3 separate regions of the Mus musculus genome follow, and all the other regions are linked to region 2. Evidence: chromatin loops called from intact Hi-C (ENCODE). Cell type or tissue: gastrocnemius. All regions are shown on one strand. Region 1 overlaps Sh2b1 (SH2B adaptor protein 1). Region 2 holds the start of Aldoa (aldolase A, fructose-bisphosphate). Region 3 holds the start of Mylpf (myosin light chain, phosphorylatable, fast skeletal muscle).

Region 1 (8,000 bases), 330 kb after region 2:
GAGAGGAGGCTCAGCTCTGCAGATAGCTGTGGGGTTACTAACCCACATACACAATATTGCTGTCCTGGGTTCAGTGCTAACTGTGGGCTCTCAGTTGCCATGGGGGGATCTGAGACCAAAGAACTATTACTTTTTCACCTTACCTAGGAAGGAAGGGTAGGTGAATGGAGGGAGATACAGTTAGATTTGACACACCAAAAACTGATTCTTCTTCCCTTTCCCGCGTAGGCGTCCCGACCCCGTCTCAGCATTCCCTGCTCTACTATTACTGATGTCCGCACAGCCACAGCCCTAGAGATGCCTGACAGGGAGAACACGTTTGTGGTTAAGGTAGGAACCCCAAGCTCTGTCCCCAGAGAGTACCTGTGCTTGAGAAAATGCTCTTGATAGACTTAGGCACATATCTTCAGCAGCAGGATGAGTATATGTCGGGGGCTTTGAGTCTTCCTGGGGCTGTGGTTTCTTGTTTTCCTCAGGGTTGGATGTGGCCTGTAGGCCTCCTACCCACTGCCCTTGCTAAAGCTCCACCTCTTGGCCCTGTAGGTAGAAGGCCCTTCAGAGTACATCCTGGAGACAAGTGATGCGCTTCATGTGAAGGCCTGGGTGTCTGACATCCAGGAATGCCTAAGCCCCGGGTAAGAAGCCTGCCTCTTTCTGAGGGATCTGGACGTGGTATGGCACCTCTGTCTCTCCTGGTGACTTTCCCCAGCGCCATTTTCCCTGTCTTTGTAGACCCTGTCCTGCTATCAGCCCCCGTCCCATGACCCTTCCCCTGGCCCCTGGGACCTCCTTCTTCACAAAGGATAACACAGACAGCCTGGAGTTGCCCTGCCTGAATCATTCAGAGAGTCTGCCTAGCCAGGATCTGCTGCTGGGACCCAGCGAGAGTAACGACCGCCTGTCGCAGGGTAAGGTCGAGCCCGTGTGAGCTGCTGGGCCAGCTCTGTTCCCTAGCTGCTCTACCTATGACCTACTGACTGCTTGTCTTTTGTCTCTGAACATACCATGAACTCTTAAGTCACAGTTTGCCATTTAAAATCATTACAGTGACCACCCTGCATGGCCCCATAACCAACCTTTCACACTCAGCTCTGTTACCTTTTTTTTCATAAGCCACCTTCCAGTAGGCCACCACTCTGTCTAGAATGAAGTAATGGTTTTCTTGAGCAGGCTTCCAGAGTACTTAGTGGACATCTTTGTTTCAGTCTTGTCATGTATCTCAGCATATGTCAGTGGCCTTTGTACCTCCTGTCTGTCTGTCTGTCTGTCTGTCTTTCTTTCTTTCTTTCTTTCTTTCTTTCTTTCTTTCTTTCTTTCTTTCGTTTCCTTTCCTTTCCTTTCCTTTCCTTTCGTTTTTCGAGACAGGGTTTCTCTGTAGCCCTGGCTGTTCTGGAACTCACTTTGTAGACCAGGCCGGCCTCAAACTCAGAAATCCGCCTGCCTCTGCCTTCCAAGTGCGCACCTCCTCTTTCATCCTGATCAAACACTGACACATGCAGAAAAATATCTGTCTGGCTCAGCTCACCTTGTAGACTGCCTCTATTCTACCCTTTTCTCCTGACCATTGGCTCTTGAGTTTTGGCTTCATAGTGCCTGGCACAAGGGCTGCGTTCAGTCAACAAGAAAGTTATTACAGACTGGATTGTTAGAGCTAGCATAGACCTTACATCAGATTGCAAGTAACCGAGACCACAGGGAGGAAATGGATTTCCTGAGTTTGCCGACAAAGACGTGCTGCTGTGCTAATCTAGGTTCTGACGTGGCTGTTTTCTAAGCAGTGTGGTGATGTGTCTGCTGGTCTAGGCCTGATGTTTGACAGATGCTCAGTCAGGCTCTAGTGTATCGCTGGCTGCATGCTAGGCTCTGGGGTGGATGGGGAACTCAGGTATTTCAAGTGGGCTCTTTGGTCTCCATGGGTTAACTCTAACTGAATTGGTAAGACATTATTCCTAATAAAAAGCAGGTTTCTAAGGGGGGGGGGGGTGGTCTGCTTAGTGTCTTCTGAGCATTCCTAGCAGGGCGCATCATGGGAACTCAGGAGGAAGAGAACAAGGGAGATGAAACTGACAGAATGTTGTACCGAGGTGAGAGATGAGAGTAGCTTCAAGGGCCAGGAACCTTATTGAGAGCTGACATGGGAGTGAGCACCAGGATGCTTGGAAAGGGAAGAACGCAGGTGAAAGTCACGTGACTCTGGCCTGAAGGGGAAGGCTCCTGCTAGGCAATCACAAGATGACAGTCACTGGAGCGTGTTCCCAAGTCTTCTGTTGCTGTAGGCTGACCTGCAAGCTGTAGCCTCAGTCTTCGGAGGCCCTCGGTACAGGAATGGACCTCCTGACATTTTTGATGTGCTTCAAGATGATAGTTCTAGTCTAAAAGAGACAGAGGGCTCCTTTCTAATGTGGACATTTTTCAGGGCTTCTATCCCTACCCCACCAACCTTTGCAATAATCTTTCAGCTGTTGATTCAGAAAAGACATAGGCACATTTGGATTCTAGGACCTCCTCGAAATAACCCTGGTCCCTCAGCCGTACAAGCAGTGTAAGTCAGAACCATCGTGACAATCCATCAGGGTCGCTCCTCCAGAGGCACGGGGGCTGGGCACGCAAGTGGACAGCCAATGGGGAGATGGCAGGAGCCCAGGCCTGCAGGAGCAGAACCTGTGTCATTCTCAAGTTTGGTCCCTCTGTTTTCTTTCAGGAGCTTATGGGGGCCTCTCAGACCGGCCATCGGCGTCCTTCTCCCCTAGTTCTGCCTCCATTGCTGCCTCCCATTTTGATTCGATGGAACTGCTTCCTCCAGAATTGCCTCCTCGAATTCCCATTGAGGAGGGGCCTCCAGCAGGGACAGTTCATCCCCTCTCTACCCCCTACCCTCCCCTGGATACTCCAGAAGCAGCCACAGGTATTGGGTGCATGTGTATTTGTGTCTGGTTTGTGATCCTGTATTGGAACTGGAGGGATCAAGCCGGGGAAGAACCAGTGACCTGGTGTCTCAAGGGGAAAACTGGGCTAGGGAGAGGCCTCTGACACCTGCTTTTCCCTCTCTCTCCTTCCTGAAGGATCGTTCCTGTTCCAAGGGGAGTCAGAGGGGGGTGAGGGGGATCAGCCCCTCTCAGGCTATCCTTGGTTCCACGGCATGCTCTCTCGACTCAAAGCTGCCCAGTTAGTGTTAGAAGGAGGCACTGGCTCCCATGGTGTCTTCTTGGTACGCCAGAGTGAGACAAGGCGTGGTGAATATGTCCTCACTTTCAACTTCCAGGGCAAGGCCAAGGTGAGTGGCCCTGAAGGAGAATCTGGGGATCTGGGGATCCCATTGTGCAGGGGAGGAAGGATGTCTAACTGACAGGGACTTTAACTCCCACCTCACTTGTCATCCTGCCCTCAGCACCTGCGCTTGTCACTAAATGAGGAGGGACAGTGCCGGGTCCAACATCTGTGGTTCCAGTCCATTTTCGATATGCTTGAGCACTTCCGGGTGCACCCCATCCCTCTGGAGTCTGGAGGCTCCAGTGATGTTGTCCTTGTCAGCTATGTGCCCTCCCAGCGGCAGCAGGGTGAGCAGAGCAGGTCTGCAGGGGAGGAGGTGCCCGTGCACCCAAGAAGTGAGGTGTGTGTGCCAGGAAGACGGGGTTGGGGGGGTGGAGGAAAGGCCCTGTTAGTGGGGAGCAGGGCAGTCAGGTACCTGGGCAGGGACCTAGAAGGGAAGCAGAAGGCTGACAGGATGCAGGCAGAGGCTCCTCTTGGGGCAGGGGCAGTGGAGAGCTGGGTGCTGCATTCCCATTCCATTGGACCCTCCGCGCCATCATTGTCTGTCTCCTGGACCCATCCTCCTCGGCCTTGTCTTTGGCCTTTTGGGGGATTCATGGCCTGATCCCCTCCTTCCTCCCTTGATGTCTGATGTCCCTGTCTGATCTCTCACTTTCCCCCACCCACCATCCCATCTGTCCCCACGTTGCCCCTCCCCTCCCCTCCCCCAGGCCGGGAGCAGGCTGGGAGCCATGCAGGGGTGTGCGAGGGCGACCGATGCTACCCCGATGCCTCCTCCACCCTCCTGCCCTTCGGAGCGAGTGACTGTGTGTAAGTGTGGTCCTCTCACCACCGCCCATGATTCATCTTCCATGGAGGGGGGTTGCTCAGGAGATGGGACATGGGGGAGATAGCACATGGCTCCTTGGGGAGGACAAGCAAAGGGGAGGTCACCATAAGAACTCACTTCCTTCCACAAGCAATGTCTTCTCACCATTCTTATCCAGAACGGAGCACCTCCCGTGACCCAGCCCAGCCCTCTGAACCCCCTCCATGGACAGATCCCCCACATCCTGGGGCAGAAGAGGCGTCGGGGGCGCCAGAAGTTGCGGCAGCCACAGCCGCAGCAGCCAAAGAGAGGCAAGAGAAAGAGAAAGCGGGCAGTGGAGGGGTCCAGGAAGAGCTGGTCCCCGTGGCTGAGCTGGTCCCCATGGTTGAATTGGAAGAGGCCATAGCACCAGGCACTGAGGCTCAGGGTGGTGCTGGCTCTAGTGGGGACTTGGAGGTGTCCCTAATGGTACAGCTCCAGCAGCTACCACTAGGGGGCAACGGAGAAGAAGGGGGTCACCCCCGAGCCATTAATAATCAGTACTCATTTGTGTGAGATACCTGCCCACCCTCCATTTTCCTGCTCCCAGCCTTAAGTTGTGAGACTGAGCTGGGTAGGAACACAGAGGAAAGTGGGAGTCCCCTCCCTACATGCTTCCTGACCCTTGTCAGCCAAGGGTGTGTATGTTGGTACAAGTTGAGGTTCATGAGCCCTGTTAAGTCCCCAGTTACTACACACTACAGGTGCCCTTGCCCCAGGCCAAGGACTTGGGCTCCGTTACCTCCCTGAGGGGCTCTTATGGTCAGCCCCATCCCTGGGGGCTGTTTCCCCACTAATAACCCCCAACCCAACCAAGGGTGAGGGGGAAGGGCTGTCAGTTATATTAAGGTTGTTGTTGTTGTTTTAAACAAAATGGAAAAGCATAAATAAATAAAGGGTTTATCTCAGTTCCATCATGATGGCTGTGGCTGATATTTGGAGTAGGACCTGGGATGGGCGGATAAAGCTGTCTCTTGAGCTCAGGCCAAAGAGCTGGCCTGGGTCCAGGCCTTTTCATCCTCTAGTCAAGGCCTTCAGAACCACCTCTCTGCTCCGGTCCCCTTGGTTTGCTGAGTGCTTCAATGTAGAGCTCAGCAGTACTTTTGTGGGTTCCAGCATGTTCTGTTTTCAGGGTGATGGTATCTCTTAAGACGGTGTCTTATGTAACCTAAACGTACGATCTTCCTGCTTCAGCTGCCTGTGTGCTGAAGGAATTATACTGCCACGCCCTGCCAGTCTGTTCTTTTATTGGGACAAGATAGTGAAAGATGGGGTCACCAAAGGCCTTTACTTCACTGAATTGTTTTGAGTGAAACTCTTACCGTAGGAATGAAGCAGGCAGGAAATGCTGAAGTCGCAGGGCTGGGGAAGATTGACTGTAGCGGTGCAGTCTACAGAGGGGCCCAGGACCAGGACTGTCCTGGCTGTGAGGCCTGCTGCTGCCTCGTTTGCTGTATGAAGCTAAAGGCAAGGCAAGCGACTCTGGGCCCTGACAGCCTCTGTGTCATGTGACGTTTCAGCTTAGTTGGTGCTGCAGACATGTTTTGGCCTAATTGTTTCTGTCTGACTTAAATACTCGTCTCGAGGCTTCCCTCGAGAGTCTCAAGTTCCAGTTGCCTGGGTCCAGTTCTGCACATTCCCTGTCCCTACTACCCCGCTCCTCTGAGGTCCGAGCTGTTGGTTGGCATGGAGTGACTGATCACTACCATCAAACTCCCATTTTTAAATACAGACCCTGTCCTAAACACATCTTTCTGCACTGCATCTGTGTTTTCCAACGGGGGTGTCCTGGCTTCCCAGCTTAGGGGTGGGATATGTGTGTGTGTGTGTGTGTGTGTGTGTGTGTGTGTGTGTGTGTGTGTGTGTGTGTGTGTGAATGTGAGGCAAGCAGGATCTGATGACTCCCACCTACTGTGTTTCCCCCTGCCACCTTCCAGTGTCACTCTCCTCCCCTGGGAAAGTGGAACAGCCGATCTTCTGTCCCTCAGCTTCTGCCCCACCTCCAGGAGGCCCTACCCACGCTCATGACCTTGCTATTCTGGGCCTGTGTTAGTTCTGTGAGGAGACGGACAGGAGACAGCTGAGCTCACGGGCTACCGAGGATGGGGGTTGACTGGGGGAAGCCTGCTGGCTCTTACTTTACATCATCCCTGGAGCTCCCCAAATCGTGGCCTTGACTAGGGATTGAATTGGCCCTGTTGTGGAGGTTGGGTGGAAGGCAGCTGGAGACCTCGGTGCTGTGTTCTCCAAGTGAGATTGTTGGAGCTAGCCAATGGCCAGTGAGGGTTGTAGCACCTCTGTGGGAAGGCCTGATCCCCTCCTAATCTCATGGCAACTGGTGTTCAAGGGCTCCCCTCCCCCCATGCCTTGCCACCTTCAGGGACTTGCCATCCTGAGGTGGGCAAAAAGATACCCCTAGACTAACCTGTTCTGGCTAGATCTTCTAGGAGACAGTGAGACCCCCCTCCCCCCAGTAAGTCTTGTATGTGGAACTTGGGAGTGGGCCAGGCTCTGTTCTCATGCCTCTCAGAGCCAGGCCTTCCCTCAGTCTCAGAACTCAGGAGCAAGGACACCATCAGTCTTGGTGCCTTGGGAAGTAGTCTGTGAAATGACCTCATCTGCTCTTTCCCACCCCAGGTCAAAAGTGTTGTCCTGCAGCTCTAGGCCTCTGGGCCGGTAGCTTTCTCTCTCCAGCCTTCATTTATCTCTCTGGGAAGCTGGGAGAGGTAGAACCGAGTAACCTCAGAGAGCCTCTTTGGCAGGAGTGTCCTGTAAAGCCTGCCTTCTTTCCTCACTCAACTGCTTTGAAGCTCAGTGTCCCTGCTCCCGCTCGCTCTCCATGTTTGGGCATTCCTGCTGCTGGAAGCCTGTACCCCTGTCACTCCTCCAGGTGCTGCTGGGGGGAAGCCAGCTAGGGCCTGAGCCATCATGGCTGCTGAGCCTGCCTCTGGCCCCAGATGGAGGGTCCTGGGCCAGGCAGAAATGCCTGTTTATGTGACCCCTAGATTCTCACTCATTGTCTAAGCCCTACCACCTCGGGTCACAGCAGGACTCTACCTCGAGGGAGGGGTTTGTGGGAACTGTGAAAAGAGGGTGGGAAGGAACACCTTGTCCTGACTTCACCCCTCCCCCAAGTCTGGGCAGAAGGCAGGATGAATCCGAGGCTCAGCCCTTCATTTCTATCTCTCGGTGTTGGCCAGTGGTCACCCCAACAAGTGGGGCTTCTTTTTGTTCTGTGGGCTCTGCTGCCTTATCATTCTGTCTGTGCACTGGAGCCCTTGTGTGGGACCTGCTCCTTGGTTCTTTCAGGGAAACTGAGGCCTGGGTAGAGGTGGGACCTGTGTTCCAGGGCTACAGTGCTGCTGGTCCTCACTGACCTTTCTATCTCTAGTCCCATGGAAACTTTACTGCCTCAGTTTCCCCCTGCTTGCAGCCTGGCCCATATACCCCGGCTGCTCCTCCTCCAGCAGCTGCTTGGGTGGAAATCAAAAGATACCCCAATGATGAAGCGGGTGGGGAAGGGTGGCTCAGAGCAGCTGCTCTTTGGAGGAAGCTGACACCCAGGCCAGGCCAGCCCTTCAGCAACAACTTGTGGCTTTGCACCCAGCCTCTGGGGCCCCGCCCACAGGACTGCCACTGCCCGAACCCTGCTGTTTCTTTTCCCTCTTCTCTTTGGGCTTAGGAAGTCTGTGCTCTTTGCTCCCAACTCTGTTCTGTCCCCTTTTCTCCATACCTTCTCCCCTCCCTTCCAGAGCCTCTGCTTCATCCAGCCTCAGGGGTCCTGCTCTCAGTCACTGGCTTGGGGCTGGCCCAGCTCCAGAGCACTCCTGCCAGCCCTGATCCCCATTCCCTCTGTGAGCTGTTGCATCAGGGTGAGAGTTTC
Region 2 (8,000 bases):
CTCCTGTCACTGCGCACCAAATCTGCCCCTGACACACTGATGAGTAAGCCCTGTCTGTGTCTGTCTCAGAGATGAGGAAACTGAAGCTCAAAACATGATTTTATCAGGCGGAATTCGCATGCAGGCATTTTTGACTCTAGGGCTTAAGCACTAACCAGCCAGTAAAAACGTCTGGTCCTCCCCTGGTCCAAAGATAAACCTCACTTAAGAGCCTATAGAAACACAAGGTTAGCCCGCTACAGAGTCCTTGTTTAATGTACTTAAACAGTGGAGTTCTTCCAGAAACCTTTGCTTGTGAAAGTCAAGAAATCCATTAGCCAGTTATTAATGGCTGGACTAAACCCTTCCGTGAATGGAGCCAAGAAATGCTTTTAATACCCTCTTTTCTGAGGTAAGGGCTGTGAAGTGTTCTGGCTAGTGGCTCTGTACACAGAGTGATGGTGTGGTCTTCTAGAAACCCACACACCCGACTTGATCTCCAGAGATGCCCCCAAACCACTCTTTCTCACACACAAGAAAAACACTTCTCTCTCCCTTCCACCATTATGCCTACAGCCTTCTCCCCCGTTGGTGGTAACTCGGCCCAGGTTAGACCCCTTTCCCTGGCTGGTCTCCCCCTCCCCCACTTGCTGACAGCTGATCTCACTGGCCATCTGACACCGTACCCCGAAACCTCAGCTGTTGGAAAGGTCATTTCCCTATTCCTGGCTTGGCCCTGGTCTCTGATTGAACTGTGCAACTGTGGCTGTCACTAGCTTTGCTCGTGGCCTTAAGGAGCCAGTGTCTGTCACACAGCCACGCCGGGTATGTCCACTCCAGGGCCTTGGCCTGCCTCCCATCCATGTCTGGGGCAGCTGTAGATCATTTCTGTCTCGGGTTAGAGGAGCCGTGGGCTACAGGGGTGAATGCTCCTATGTCTCAGGACATTATGTCCATGAGACAGACAGACAGACAGACAGACAGAAGAGGCCTTCTTCTGCCTTTGCCTAAGGAGAGTAAAGTGATATGCTTAGGTTAGTTCATGTGGTCACACTCTCTGTGTCTCAGGCACCTGCTGAGCATAAATCTCATACTAAACAGAGCACTAGGCCAATGATCCTTGCTTTTGAAGCCTTAGAATGAAGCCAGCATTCCTGGCCTTGGGAGGGCAGGCACGGGAGACTCCAAGGCCTGGGGAAAGCAACTCTAGTCCAAACCAGTTTCTCTTGCTGGTTGTAGTCTTTTGGGCAAACCACTGAGTTTCTATCTCATTATTTTGTGATGAGCCCCCCACGAGTGTGACCCCCATTCAAGGTGGCTCAGAAGCAGAGTGCTTGCCTTGTGTTTGTGACATCCCAAGTTCAATTCATCACTGAGGAAACCCCTCCCTTTAAGATTTATCTTATCTCTGAACGTTTTGCCCGATTGTATGACTCGTATGTATCTGAGGAAGTCAGAAGAAAATGTCAGATCCCCAGGATCTTGGGATCTGGAGTCGTGATGGCTGTGAGTCACTGTATATATGTGCTGGGAGCTGAACTCAGGTCCTCTGGAAGAACAGCCATTGCTCTTAACCACTGAGCCATGGTCCGGACACCTGGCTTAGACAGGGTCCCTTTCTGTCAGTGGTTCTCAACCTGTGGGTTATGGCCCTTTGTGGGGGTGGAGGTGGGTATTAACTTATACAGGGCTGACCTAAGGTTATAAAAACCCAGATATTTATGATTCATAACAGCAAAATTACAGGTGTAAAGTAGCAACAAAAATTCTTTTTTGGTTGGGAGTCACCACAACATGGGGAACTGTATTAAAAGGTAGCATTAGGAAGGTTGGGAACCACTGCTCTGCGTAGCCCTGGCTATCCTAGAACTCAAATAGTAGATCAGGCTGGTCCAAACTCACAGAGATCTATCTCTGCCAGCGTCAGCACTAGGAAGTGAGTAAATTCCATGATAGCCAGGCCATACAGTGAAACCCTGTCTCAAAACAGGACAAGAGGAACCCCAGTACTTAGTAGGTTGAAGTAAGGATTGTCATTTTTTTTGAGGCCAGCTTGGGTTTCATGGCTCTTGACTAGTCTGAGCTGTAGAGGGAGAGCCTGTCTCACGAGGAACGTTAGGAGGAGATATTATAGTTTGGTTTCATGCCAGCAAGAAAGTCCAAAGCCCAGAAATTATCTTCATGAGGATTGAAACATGTTTCTGGTCCTGACTTCCTCTAGGTTGCATAGGGCTTTGAGAGTATAGTATACCTACTATGTGCGCATACACACACGCGCGCGCGCGCGCACGCGCGCGCGCACACACACAGGACCCAGTGGGACAGATACTTTATCACTGCTGCTGTTCAGCATGGAGGGTGCTTCCTTTCCAGTGCTTTGTCTCTCCGTCCCACTGGGCTGGTGGGTGGGTGCTCCTCAGCCCCTCTGCTTACCCACCTCTCTCTTCTCCTTTAGGGTTGGGCCCCTCGATGCCCTGGCTGCTGCCCACTGTGTGACTGTGCCTGTGCCTGCCAGCTCCCAGACTGCCAGAGCCTCAACTGCCTCTGTTTCGAGATCAAGCTCAGATGAAAGATGGGGCTGGGGACGTTGTTCTTTGGGGAGTGGCCAGTCCCCAGGGCCCCCTCTATGATCCTCAGGACATCATTACTGGAGCTACTGCACTGGAGCTATGGATGGCAGGCCCAGCCTAATTACCTGGGAACCTTGAGTTCTCTGAAAGGCAGGATTCTGAGAGCCCTTGGACCGCTGAAAAGGGCCTGATGCTCTGGCCAGTGCCCCTGCCTTTCTTCCTCTCCCTTCCCTGATAAACTATTGTATGTGAGGGTGAGGATGCAGGACATTGCTCACCCAGGCAACAGTGTGGGAGGTTTCTGCCAACCTGGACTATCAGGATAAAGGGATGGCCAGCCACACCCTGCCTTTAGACTCCTGGTTATTTTAAGAGGTGAGTATCCTGCCTGCATCTGCTCTCCTTTGGAAAAAAAAAAAAAGTACAACCACCAGCAGGCACCAGAGTCAAGGGAGGAGGGAACCAGAGGAGGCAGTGGGAGGCAATATCTAGATGTTTTCCCTTCTTGTTCTGCCTTACAGATCCTGGACCTGAGACTGATTTCTTGACTAATTTCACTGTATTTCCAAGGAAGAGGTTCCTCTAAAGACCGGTGAGTGAGCAGTGGCACCTCCTCCTCTCAAGGCAAACCAAAGCTGCCTCTTCTTCACCCCCCACGCAGGGATGAATGTCAGGAGCCTCAGGTTTCCCTAAATATAGGTCCCGGCCGCGGGATTCGTGGTGGGGAAAGGGCAGGGGTTACCGAGAAGGTCTGGGACACTGGTGCGGGGGTGTGTAGGGGAGGGGTGGGGAGTAGGAGCTGCCTTAAAACCCAGCCCTGGACTGCCGGGCTCACTCTCTGCTGACCGGGCTCTGCGGCTTCTGTCACTGCGCCACAGGTGGGCCGCTATCCGGATTGCAGGATGGGAATGGGGGTTGCGGATTGGGACCTGAGGAAACTGAGTGCTCTGAGAGTTACAGGGTGACAAGAGAGCTCCGAGACGGATTTTTTTATTTTGGAGAAGGAAATCAGGTTCGGGAAAGACCTGTCTGGCTTGGGCCAGTCCTTGTCGGTCATTTCCTCAAACTGGGTGTGTTTAGCTCGCGGGTGGTGCCTCCCGCCAATCTGCTAGGCAACGCCAGGCCTGGATACGCCACTCAGTTCCGATGTGGCCGGCACACTAGTTCTGGGAGGTTTTGCCTGCGTACCATGTCAGCTGCGCCGTGCTCTGGCCAGGGAGAGATGGAACGCGCCCTGCATTTTAGTCAAGCGACGAAGCAGGCAGGCAGGGAGGCTCCGAAGCTCTGCGTTCTTAGCAGTGACGTCAGGCTGCAACTACACAGCCGGAAGCCAGGGGTCTTGGAGGAGAGGCCAGCCACCATCTCACTCTGACCCCCTCCCTACTCTTCGCCAACCCACATTCCGGCTGAGTCACGATGTTCGCGCGCGCGCCAGGCAGGGGTTGGGGGGGGGGGTGTTGGGGGGGGGGGCCTGGTGACCTGCGGGATGTGGCTCGAGTCACGTCCTAGCGGGGCGGAGGAGGGATCGTGTTCTAGCCGCTTGTCTCCTCCCCAGTGCCGCCTCCTATCGGAGCATCTTGGGGCGGTGCTGCGCACAGTGCCCACCTTCAATTGGACGGTTCCCGTCCCTGCAAGGGAAAAAACCTGCAGAGGGCGGAGCGGCGCCTTTAAATGTCCGGGGCCCCGCCTCCCGTCCCCCCCAACCCAGCTGAATAGGCTGCGTTCTCTTGGAACGCGCAGCAGAACGAGGTTCTGGTGACCCTAGCCGCGTTCGCTCCTTAGTCCTTTCGCCTACCCACCGGCGTACCAGGCAGACCCACCCCGTCCTGTGCCAGGTGAGCGCCATTTGACACGTGCTCGGGGAAGGGTCTATGGGGTTAGGATCTTGGGCCGGTGGCGGGCAGTGCAGAGCCGTCTTCCCCACGGCCCCTCACTTCTCCTTTTTCTACCCCCACGCTTGCCCCCAGCCCGGGTTCTCCGGCCTGCGCCCTGGCGGTTCGCTGCGCCACGCAGCAACTCAGCGCGCTGAGTCATGCCGGGGGAGGAAGCAAGATGAGGTGGAAAAACAGACCCCTCTTTATTTTTGCAAAAACTCTCCGCTATGCAAAGCATCAGGGTCCCATTTCCTATTCAAGAGATCTCAAGAAGCGATGGGGAGACGGGGGCGATCGGCTCTTACACCGTCTCAGGATTTACGCGATGGGGTGGAGGAAATTGGTTTCCTTTCGGGGGAGCCCCAGGAGAGAAGGCTAAACTCCTCAGCTGCAGTACTCTGTTGCCCATTAACACTTTACTATCTTTCCTTATCTGTGACCTTGATTCTGAGTCTGGAACCGCTGTAGCGTAGAAGTGCACGTGCCTCGTACATCCTTTCCCTCCCCTTCTAACAGTATGGAGGCAAAGGTTTCGTTCTACCTGGGCTCCATAGCCCCTTTTCTGTGCTTCTGATGGCCCTGTGTTTTTCCTAATAATTAATCCTTTTCCTCGAGCTCCTCCCCCGCAACCATCACGAAGAGAGAAGCCTGACCTTGGGGTGTCCTTGAAGCCTGGGCCGGCCCTGGGTGGATTAGAAGGGGCCCCCCCACCTCAGTCGGGAAATCTTGGTTCTCTCTTAACTCTCGCCTTTGGGTTGCTATGTGGCTTTGAGCACAGATCATTTCTTTCTTGGGCTCTTTCAGATGAGGGTATTAGGCTCTCTGCCCTATTCGTGATCCTTAAATTCTAAAATATTCCCGGTTCAATTTTGTTTCTAGGCAAGGTGACCCATGGCAACGCGCAGGCCAGATGGGTCCAGCTTCAACATGACCCGCCTGTCCCTGGCTCTGGCTTTTTCCTTTCCCCCAGTTGCCAGTGAGCAACCCCACTCTGAGCTGGGCAACACCCAGCAACAGACAGAGTTAGGAAAGGTACAGGAAGAGGCAGGTCTAGTATAGGGAAGTCGGGAGTAGGGGAGAGCTCTGGGACAGGAAGTATCCCAGGACCCTCAGGGAGTGGGGCAGGGGAGGTGGGGGCTAGTGCCCTGGCCTCCAGGGAAGCTTTGTTACCGGGGAGACCATGGGATGGTCCAACTAAGCGCTGGTCTCTGTCTGCCTCCCTCACCCAGGAAAGCACTGCCACCGGCACCATGCCCCACCCATACCCAGCACTGACCCCGGAGCAGAAGAAGGAGCTGTCTGACATCGCTCACCGCATTGTGGCTCCGGGCAAGGGCATCCTGGCTGCAGATGAGTCCACCGGTGCGGTACAGGCAGAAGAAAGGGGGAGGAGGGACCCAAGGTTGGAGCTAGCAGGCTGATCCCCTTATCTCCCCACATGACCCTCCTCCCTTCAGGAAGCATTGCCAAGCGCCTGCAGTCCATTGGCACCGAGAACACCGAGGAGAACAGGCGCTTCTACCGCCAGCTGCTGCTGACTGCAGACGACCGTGTGAATCCCTGCATTGGGGGGGTGATCCTCTTCCACGAGACACTGTACCAGAAGGCAGATGATGGACGTCCCTTCCCCCAAGTTATCAAGTCCAAGGGTGGTGTTGTGGGCATTAAGGTAAGAGGGCAGACTCTGGGGGGGGGGTAAGATTAGAGGTGGATCTGGAGAAAGGGATTAATAGGTAGGGAGGGGGTGAATATTGGGCTAGCAGGCCTAGAGACTCAGGTGTGGATGTATTCAGCATAATTTTTTGTCAGTGTTTGGGGTGAACTTAGGTCCTTGTGCATGTTAGGCAAGCGCTCTGTTGCCAACTTAATGGTTTCCCTGTGATACAAGAAGGTGATTTCATGGTGAAGAAGTGAAAAGGTTTTCTCAGTGTGCAGTAGCACCAGGTCCCTCTAGTCCAGTTAACATTTCTCTCAAATAATACACATCTTTTCTCATAAATATTTGCAAGCCATGAGAGGCTACAGTGAAAGGTGAAGTTTGGGCTGGGTAGAGGAGACAGGGGCCATAAAGCTGACTGCTGGTCTCCTCCCTGGCAGGTAGATAAGGGTGTGGTGCCCCTGGCAGGAACCAATGGCGAGACAACTACCCAGGGTAAGAATGATCTGCCTGCCTCCTTCCCTTCTCCACCAGCTCATCAGAGTTCCAGAGTGAGTCTGATCAAAAGCCTTCTCTTTATTCTTCCCCTTCAGGGCTGGATGGGCTGTCTGAACGCTGTGCCCAGTATAAGAAGGATGGAGCCGACTTTGCCAAGTGGCGCTGTGTGCTAAAGATTGGGGAACATACTCCCTCGGCCCTGGCCATCATGGAAAATGCCAATGTTCTGGCCCGTTATGCCAGCATCTGCCAGCAGGTGGGATTGGACTACTTCCTAACACATTGATGCAGTGTGGGCTAGCTTTCTGTCTATCTGCCAGGATATCTGCCTCCCTCAGAGCAGCTGCTCTCAATACCCGCTGTGCGTCAGGCTCTTGAGTGGAGGCCCTCTGCAATGTAGAGGTGGCAACAGGTGTACAGGCAGATTGATAGGATTGCTTGTCCCCTGTAATCTGCTGAGGCCTTTGAAGCCTGGGTCTCTGTCATCAAGTTAATGGTGAGGAGGCTCCTAGTCAGGAGGCCTTGCCTCATTACCCTGTCCCTCCCACAGAATGGCATTGTACCCATTGTGGAGCCTGAAATTCTCCCTGATGGGGACCATGACTTGAAGCGCTGCCAGTATGTTACTGAGAAGGTAGGTTGCCCATCTGCTTGGTTAGGATAATGTGGTGGGCTGGGCCCCGCTGAGGTAATCCCTGTTTTCCACCTTTCCCTGCTGTGTTCCAGGTCCTGGCGGCTGTCTACAAGGCTCTGAGCGACCACCATGTCTATCTGGAAGGCACATTGCTGAAGCCCAACATGGTCACCCCTGGCCATGCTTGCACCCAGAAATTTTCCAATGAGGAGATTGCCATGGCAACGGTCACAGCACTTCGTCGCACAGTGCCCCCTGCTGTCACTGGTGAGGCCCACTCCCTCATCTTGGCCTGGTGAGGTGGATGCACCATCACATTTGACTTTGTCCAGGGTGACGCCTCATGGCTTTTCCTGCTCCGCATCTCTAATGCAGGTCCCTTTCCTTCTGTGCTTGTTCTCCAGGGGTCACTTTCCTGTCTGGAGGGCAGAGTGAGGAAGAGGCATCCATCAACCTCAATGCTATCAACAAGTGCCCCCTGCTGAAGCCATGGGCCTTGACTTTCTCCTATGGTCGAGCCCTGCAGGCCTCTGCTCTAAAGGCCTGGGGTGGGAAGAAGGAGAACCTGAAGGCAGCCCAGGAGGAGTACATCAAGCGCGCCCTGGTAAGGCAGGCAGGCAGGCGTGGAAGTGTGAACAGGTGCCTGGGCGGGGTGGGGAGGGACTCAAGAAGAGAATTCCTCTGATTCCTCTTCCCTTTTAGGCCAACAGCCTCGCTTGTCAAGGAAAGTATACCCCAAGTGGCCAGTCTGGAGCCGCAGCCAGTGAATCTCTCTTCATCTCTAACCA
Region 3 (8,000 bases), 420 kb before region 2:
CATTCTGACAACAAAGTGAGTTTGAAGCCAGCCTAGGCTTCCAGGAGATCCAGTCTCAAAAGCAAGACAGCTGTAATGGAGGTACACGTGGGCCTGGAGTCCTAGCTTTCAGGAGGCTGATTCAAGGCCTGACTGGATAGACAGCAAGACCTTTGACAGTCCTGTGTCAAAATGTCCAAAATCCATTGGGAGCTGGGAGTATAGTGGAGTTGAGCACAGCAGTACCCATGACTTGAGTTCAATCCAAGCACTAAGACCCTCAAAAAGAACCCATAGCCTGAGCCTGGAACTGTTAGTCACCTACCTCCAATTCTATCGTGGTTTTTATGTTCGCTCACACCCTGGGAACTTTTTTTTTACTTTTTGCAAATCATCTTGCTCAACTCTTATCAGACTTGCTAAGGAGAACATCTTGCTTCCTTTCTTTCTGTCCATACCCACCTCTCACCATGATGATGAGGGCCATGGTAAGTCTCATCATAAAGCCATGTGGAGAATGAAGGGGCTGAAGCTGTATATAAGGTGGCGGGAAGAGATGCATCGGGGCTTATCAATTCAGAGGGTGCCACTCTTACAGAGGACCCAAACTCAGCTCCCTCTGTCTATGCCAGGCAATGCTCAGCTCCCTGTGACTCCAGGTCCAGGGGATCCAATGCCCTGTTCTGGCCTCTACTTGTGTGCGCAAAGAATAAAATCTTTGGACTAAAAGAAAAGGGATGGGCATGGGTTCTCACCTCTCTCTAAGCAGCTCAGCTTCCTGCACTGCCCCCTCACTCCACCCCCCCCCCTTTGTTTGACACCGTTCAACTTCCTGCCCCACCAGAGGAAGTGGGGAGCAACACCAGGTGCAAGCGACAACCAGCAGAGCCATGGTGAGTTCTCGGGGGCCCAGGAATCTAGTCATTCAGGGCCAGCTCTCTCCCTCGAGGGTCCCCAGTTCAAAGTTAACCCACAGTAAGTGGCCTTACTAGCTTTTGGGCTCAGGTGGTACTGGGGCACTCCCTGCCATGTCCAAGAACCTCATATTGTCTCCCTTTACCCCCACAGGACAAGGAATATGTGGGCTTTGCTGCCCTGCCCAACCAGCTGCATCGCAAGTCTGTCAAGAAGGGGTTTGACTTCACACTCATGGTGGCAGGTCTGTGGGTTCTGGAGGGGGTGATGTACTTATGAGATCATGGCCATCCTCCTGTCTGACCAGTGGGCCTGTCCCGTACACAGGGGAGTCAGGCCTGGGGAAATCCACCCTCATCAACAGCTTGTTCCTCACCAACCTCTACGAGGATCGGCAGGTGCCAGATGCCAGTGGTAAATCTACCCCGAGTCTCCACAGGCTTCCCATCCCCACTGCTGTCCTGGCTTCCCTCTGTGCTGTCCCTGGCCTCTTCCTGTGTTATCAGGCTGCATTCTTTTTCTTTCTATCTGGGGACTTTGGTGGCCTCTGGTTTTCTCTGAGATGGTTTCCTCCCCTGAAAACACATGTGGGAATGGAGCCCTGCTTCAGAGCCCTACGCAGCCAATTCTCTGTCCCCATAGCTCGCACGGCACAAACTCTGACCATTGAGCGCCGGGGTGTGGAGATTGAGGAGGGAGGTATCAAGGTGAAGTTGACCTTGGTGGACACGCCTGGCTTTGGGGACTCTGTGGACTGCTCAGACTGGTGAGAAGGGGGAGGGGCAGGAGCTAAGCCTTTCTTCCATTATGGAAAACCAGAGGTCAGTTGTAGGGCTGGCTTGTCACAGCCCCTTGACCCAAAAGGGGGCACCTGTTTCTGGTAACAATCTAGCCCAAAGTATCCAGTGTTTCTTGTTTTGAGATAAGGTTTTTCTATGTAGCTCAGGGACCTCAAATTCACTGTGTAGCCCAGACTGGCCTGAAACTCAAAGTCCTCCTCCTGAGATTACAGGTATATATATGCATGCCTGGTTTGTTCGATGCTTTTGTTGTTGTTGTGGCTTGTTTTTGTTTTTAGCCATGGTGTCACATTAGCCCTAGCTGGCCTGGAACTCACTATGTAGGCCATGGTGGCCTCAAATGTGACAATCCTCCTGCCTCAGCTTCCTGAGTGCTGAGATTACAGGTGTGCAGCCACCACATTCTGATGTCTCATGTACTGTGGCCAGCTGTCCCTGATGGCTTTGGTTAGGAGCAAAGAAATGACTTGGGACTGCACAGTCCTGGTTAGCTTCATCTTGTCCCCTGGCCTGTGATCTCGGACTATCTATCTCCTTCCCACACACCAGCTGGCTGCCTGTGGTTCGCTTCATTGAGGAGCAGTTTGAGCAATACCTCAGGGATGAGAGTGGCTTGAACAGGAAGAACATCCAGGATTCCAGAGTCCATTGCTGCCTCTACTTCATCTCACCCTTTGGCCGAGGGTCTGGAGAGCACCCTGGGGGTGGACTGGTTGGGGAGGCTGGAGAAAGCTCAGTACTTGAAGCTGAGTCCTGACCAATAAATCCCTGAAACAGGCTCCGGCCCCTAGATGTGGCTTTCCTCCGGGCAGTGCACGAGAAAGTCAATATCATCCCGGTCATCGGTAAAGCAGACGCCCTGATGCCTAGGGAGACTCAGGCCCTCAAGCAGAAGGTATGGCTGAGGCCCCTAAGTGACAGCCAAGGCCATGATTCAACCTTGTCTGTCTGGACTTTTTTTTTAATCTTGGGGTGACCTTTTTGGGGGTGGGGTGAGGAAAGGGTTATGATCCTGCCACAAGCACCATGGCCCTAAGGGCTCAGGCTCAGAACAGACCGGTCATACAGCCCTGGAACTAGATGCTTGACTAAGAGGAAAGGGGGAGGGGCACCACAACTCAACTCCTGGGGTCTCTTTGGTTCTGCGATAGTGATGGCTGCCTGTCTCACTGTCTTCAAAGTGCTTTCCCACGGACCCACGTCCTCGGGTTTTTTTTTTTTTTTGTTTTTTTTTTGTTTTTTGTTTTTTTTTTTTTTTGTTTTTTTTTTTTTTTGGTTTTTCGAGACAGGGTTTCTCTGTATAGCCCTGGCTGTCCTGGACCTCACTTTATAGACCAGGCTGGCCTCGAACTCAGAAATCCGGCTGCCGCTGCCTCTGCCTCCCGGAGTGCTGGGATTAAAGGCGTGGGCCACCACGCCCGGCCCCCTCGTATTTTGATATTTGTCCTATCTGAGTTTCTCACCATCATGTCTCTGAGGTTTGGTTTTGGTCATCTTGTGTGGCCATTTCTCACCATTTGTCCTTCATATCGTTCTTTCTCTCTGATCACCCCATTCTATCTACCCCACTGTTTCTAGCCATGTAATGTCCGTTTCTCCTTCTATCTGCTCTGAGATCCGGGACCAGTTGAAAGAGGAGGAGATCAACATCTATCAGTTCCCAGAGTGTGACTCTGATGAGGACGAAGAATTCAAGAAGCAGAATGAAGAAATGAAGGTTTGACAGGTGGAGGTGGACAGGGGCAAGGAAGCAGGAAGTGGAGGCGAAAGCTGAGAAAGAGGATTATGCCCAGGATGAGCCAACGTGACTCCTGACTCCCGTTCTATAGGAAAACATCCCTTTCGCAGTCGTTGGGTCTTGTGAAGTGGTGAGGGATGGAACCCGACCAGTGAGGGGAAGACGCTACTCCTGGGGTACCGTGGAGGGTAAGGCCAGGCATGCTTTGAGAGCAGTAGGGAGTTCGGTCTGAATTCATACGTGAAGTTGGAGGTGGGCTCTAGTCTTGGGAGTTCCTAGAGGCCACAAGAGGGGTCCTTGGGCTGCAAATCCTGGGTTCTTCTCTAGACTAGTGAAGTACTCCCAGAGAGCAGAGCCTAAGGGTGGCGTTGAACGCAAAGCTATCTGGTCCGCCCTCTAGTGGAGAACCCACATCACTGCGATTTCCTGAACCTGAGGCGGATGTTGGTGCAGACCCACCTTCAGGACTTGAAAGAGGTGACCCACGATCTGCTCTACGAGGGCTACCGGGCTCGCTGCCTACAGAGTCTGGCTCGACCTGGGGCCCGGGATCGAGCCAGCCGCAGGTGAGAGCAGGGCTATTTTGGTGCTTCCATGGCGCCGCCGTTTGGGCAAGCCTTCCTGACTGGTCCTGCTACCCTTCTTAACTCGGCTTCCCAAATCCAACTAAGCCTCTCCCACACTGACCTTAACCTCAGGGACAAGGCCCCGCCTCCTACACTCAGAATTCGCCCCAAGGCTAGACCCACAATGTCAGACGTCAACATGTTTTCTGAACGCACACAACCTTTCCCTCTACTCTCTTAGCAAGCTTTCCCGGCAAAGTGCCACAGAGATCCCGCTGCCCATGTTGCCTCTGGCTGACACTGAAAAGTTGATTCGCGAGAAGGACGAAGAGGTGAGCAAGCACTTCTCTTTCCCTCTAATTAATGCCCTAGAACGTTTTCTAGATCCCATTTTGGCCTTGCCGGGTTCCACTGCCTGCAATCTTGCTCCGCACAGCTGCGCCGCATGCAAGAAATGCTGGAGAAGATGCAAGCCCAGATGCAGCAGAGCCAGGCTCAGGGCGAGCAATCAGATGTGCTGTGATATTCCCCAATACCGCCTGTCCTCGCCTCTGCTCACCGCTAATCGGCTATCCCATCCCCGCGCTGGACAGCCCAGCGCCCAATCCGGGGATCCAGAGGGTAGGCCTGCCCTTGCACTTAAACCAGATCCCTCCAATCCGGAAGTTTAAGGCCCATCCGACTTCGTCTTCCGCGCGGCTCTAAGAGGACCGCACTCCAAGAAAAGCCTCCCCACCACTCCTCCCCCCCCCCCCCCACCGCTCTTCCCGCGTTCCAATTGGGTTTTCCTATTCCTCCAAGTTCTCCATCTAATAAAAACTGCTTCCCGCCTTCCCCCAGCTGCCGGAGTCTTCTTCCCAGCAGGAATGGAGCTGCCCGCTGGGGGCCTCCTGGCCACTAGTCATTCCACTGTTAGCCACTCCTGTCTGTCTGGGCCGTTGTTTCAGCCTCCCACCTGAGTTTGCGCATGAACACACTGAAATTGCCACCAATAAGAAACAAAGACCAGTTGAGTTTTATTGAGGGCCAGGGTGAGAGATGGAGCGGCTACAAGCCTATCTAGGTCTTCTGAGACCTTGGGTCCCCTATTCCTGGTCCTTAGCATCACCATGTGTGATGACGTAGCAGATGTTCTTGTAGTCCACGTTGCCGCCCACGTCTGGGGGGAAGGCTGCCCACATGTTCTTGATCTGTAGGAAGACAGGAGTAGCTCTAGGACCGGTTCCCCCACTGCTTCCCTCTCTCCCACTTCCCTCCACTCGGAGTCCTCTTCCTTCCCGGGCTCTCCCCAACTCACCTCCTCCTGGGAAAATCGGTCGCACTGCGTGGTAAGCAGCTCCTCCAAGCTGAGAAGGACATTCGGGGAGGTGAGATTGGATTCATGAGTACGGTCCCCTCTCATTTCATTCCTGTTCCCACCAACCGTTCCTGAAACATGTCTGGCGCATCTCCCAAGTACTGTCTAGAATTTCTTCCCTTAGTTATTATAAAAATGTCACCCAGTCCTTACTGCTCATGCATTCTGTCAACCTGTCACCCCTAAGCAGGGATTTTTGGAAAAGACAGTAGAGCCACTAGAGGGAGCCACTCACAACTGCTTTTTGATGGTGCCCTTCCCTTCTGGGTCCAGGACCTTGAAGGCTCCAGTGATCACATCCTCCGGGTCCGCACCTGCAGGGACAGAGGACACGAGTCTAGCGCGTCCCCAAAGGTCTGGAAAGAGCAACCAGGGTCTTGGGTGGAGAACCTTTTACTCACCCTTAAGCTTTTCCCCAAACATGGTCAGGAAGACAGTGAAGTTGATGGGCCCACTGGCTTCCTTCATCATAGCGTCGAGTTCCTCATTCTTCACATTGAGACGGCCTGAATGGGGTGAGCGTTAGGGGTTGGAGTTGGGTGTTGGGGACCAGAGGTGTGCTTCTCATAAGCTTATATTAGCTCATTCATTTTTTTCATCTGGGCAGATTAAGGCCTGAAGCCACTGGATTCCCCTCCAACTCCATAGCTTTCAACATTTATAGATAGGAGTAGGGGCCTCACCCATGGCTGCAAAGGTGTCCCGAAGATCCTCTTTGTCGATAATGCCATCCCTGTTCTGATCAATTACAGTGAACGCCTGTGGAGGGGTAGGGGTGAGGACAGATGAAACCAGGAATTGGCCCAAGGCAGATCAGATTCTGGCCCTGAGCCAGCTGTCCCCCTCCACCCTTTGAAGGGAGGGGAAGGATTCTCCTCCTCCCTCAACAGGTGCACTTTCTGGGAAGGAGGGGTAGGGAGGAGGGTGGGGAGGAGGGTTGGGGAGGCTTTCCTTAGCCTCCCACTCTCACCTCCTTGAACTCCTGGATCTGAGTCTGGTCAAACATGGAGAAGACGTTGGAGCTCCCTTCCGCTCCTGCCCTTCTCTTGGCCTTCTTGGGTGCCTGTGAGGGTAAAGGTTGAACAGGGGAGTTACAGGCCAGTTCCTGTACCTCTCTCCTGGGAGCAGCAAACCAGACTTTTGTTTCTGTTAAGGACAGGGTCTCATGGAGCCCTCAGACTTGCTACTTAACAGAGGATGACCTTGGCCTGCTCACCGTGCCTCCGTCTCTAACCTTGACCGTGCGAGTTCCAGGGTTAGCGTCACGAGCAGCACATCCTATTTTATTTGGTTGCTTGTGCATGCTAGGCAGGCTACATCCTCAACCCCAACCCTGTCCCTCCCCACCCCCACCCTGAGACGTGGTCTCATGATTTAGCCCTGGGGCCTATTCTATAGACCCAGTCTTCCTTTCCTTGAACCCAGGAGATCTGCCTGCTTCTTCCTGCTGAGAATAAAGATATTCATCACCACACCCAGATTCTCCTCCTCTTTTCTTTTTGTTTTTCTTTTTTAGACTGGTCTCACTGCATAACTCAGGCTGGCCTTGAACTCCTGGACTCCTGGATTCCTACCTCTTCAGGCTTTAAAGCAGTTGAAATTACAGGCATACCCATTATGCCTGATCAGATTCAGATTCGGAGTTCTTTGAGTCCATTTTTATAGAATAACTCTTCTTTTTCTTGGCACCTCTTGGCTAAGGGGCCTCATTTTGGCTGTGTGTCTTAATTCCCAACTATAGCTCCCAGATCACTTCATCCTGACTGACAAGTGCCCTTCTCAGAATCCTCTGCCTGCCAACTTGGCGTCCATACTTGCTAGCTTAATCTACTCACTGGCCCTATCTGAACCTCTAGTTCCCACTTACAAAATGCAAGCAGGATCATCTCATTCGTCTGAGGACTTTAGGAAATGATAGAAAGGGGTGGAACAGACTTTGAACAGGTCTACCCCTACCCCTAGACATCATGGTTAGATATCTGAGCATATTATCCTTGACTGAACCTTTCAGCCCATCACTCTCCTCTGGCCCCATTCTGGTGCTAAGAGAGAGGGTTCATATTTTGCCTGTAGTTGGAATGAGAAGCAGCACCCTTTTTTTTTTTTTGAAGGGTAGGGCTATCCTGAGCTAATGCTAGGTTGGGAGGAATCTTCACTCACCATGTCTTAGATCTCCTGGGGGCAAGGCAGTAGCTCCAGATGGAAAAAGGAAGAGAATCTGCTTGGAGCAGTTCTTCTGGGGTTATATAGTCCTGCCCCGGCAGCCCTTAACATACCGTGGTAACCTTAGCCCTGTGGATACCCACCCCAGATACTAAAATAGCCCAGCTCAGGGGCCTCTCCTTTCTTGGAGGCCTGCAGCAGCTGGAGCCCAGGAAGGGAGGGGGAGGAGGCCTTGGGATGCAAGTCTCGTTAGGACCTAGGTAGGAAGGGATGTTCTTTCTCCCAAAGGGGGACTGCAGTGTGCCAGGATTCAGAGGGGCTCAGGGAAGCCCACAGTTCTGGAAGAGATGAACTAGACTTTTGAGCCCCTGAGTGGGGTGGGCACAGATCTAAACTCAGTAAGCATTTTGTGCCAATAGACAGTATGCTTGGTTTTGTGGGTTCACTTTAGCAAGCAAGCAGGCAAGTAAGCAAATGACAAC

Evidence for each region. Peaks named below come from ENCODE experiments on the same cell type or tissue, not always from the same donor. Only the 100,000 strongest peaks of a DNase experiment are listed, where the experiment ranks them.
Region 1: it touches region 2 in a loop (2.6-fold over the local background); 2 of 42 quality-filtered maps call a loop at or near these places.
Region 3: a loop joins it to region 2, with 5 times the contacts of the local background. A loop is called at or near these places in 3 of 42 quality-filtered maps.

What each region holds. Positions count from the first base shown.
Region 1 is chr7:126,464,030-126,472,029 of GRCm38, reverse strand. Sh2b1 (SH2B adaptor protein 1) reads left to right here. Exons shown (of 9, transcript NM_001289541.1): 3 at 229-330; 4 at 544-635; 5 at 733-908; 6 at 2,702-2,905; 7 at 3,063-3,274; 8 at 3,389-3,610; 9 at 4,257-5,037. The coding sequence ends at 4,484. Among named protein-coding and RNA genes, the nearest start is that of Atp2a1, 5.0 kb to the right of the region's middle. In gastrocnemius, a CTCF peak has its summit at 4,567 (motif pointing right); DNase peaks (open chromatin) are centred at 4,567 and 5,107; H3K4me3 peaks cover 3,588 bases; H3K27ac peaks cover 5,355 bases.
Region 2 is chr7:126,795,429-126,803,428 of GRCm38, reverse strand. It overlaps Aldoa (aldolase A, fructose-bisphosphate), which reads left to right and starts at 4,175. Exons shown (of 9, transcript NM_007438.4): 1 at 4,175-4,384; 2 at 5,653-5,785; 3 at 5,881-6,092; 4 at 6,521-6,575; 5 at 6,674-6,834; 6 at 7,129-7,212; 7 at 7,305-7,479; 8 at 7,617-7,816; 9 at 7,915-8,000. The coding sequence starts at 5,674. In gastrocnemius, CTCF peaks have their summits at 3,893, 6,838 (motif pointing right) and 7,466 (motif pointing left); DNase peaks (open chromatin) are centred at 5,890, 6,848, 7,507, 7,694 and 4 more places; H3K4me3 peaks cover 7,757 bases; H3K27ac peaks cover 8,000 bases.
Region 3 is chr7:127,211,279-127,219,278 of GRCm38, reverse strand. It overlaps Mylpf (myosin light chain, phosphorylatable, fast skeletal muscle), which reads right to left and starts at 7,671. Exons shown (of 7, transcript NM_016754.5): 1 at 7,516-7,671; 2 at 6,326-6,418; 3 at 6,039-6,114; 4 at 5,757-5,861; 5 at 5,591-5,669; 6 at 5,296-5,344; 7 at 4,992-5,188. The coding sequence starts at 7,518. The coding sequence ends at 5,084. Septin1 (septin 1) reads left to right here and starts at 834. Exons shown (of 11, transcript NM_017461.2): 1 at 834-872; 2 at 1,048-1,138; 3 at 1,222-1,308; 4 at 1,537-1,660; 5 at 2,244-2,378; 6 at 2,472-2,589; 7 at 3,310-3,411; 8 at 3,524-3,620; 9 at 3,833-3,998; 10 at 4,240-4,330; 11 at 4,435-4,837. The coding sequence starts at 870. The coding sequence ends at 4,521. In gastrocnemius, CTCF peaks have their summits at 3,837 (motif pointing left) and 5,563 (motif pointing right); DNase peaks (open chromatin) are centred at 3,855, 5,594 and 6,179; H3K4me3 peaks cover 4,836 bases; H3K27ac peaks cover 4,792 bases.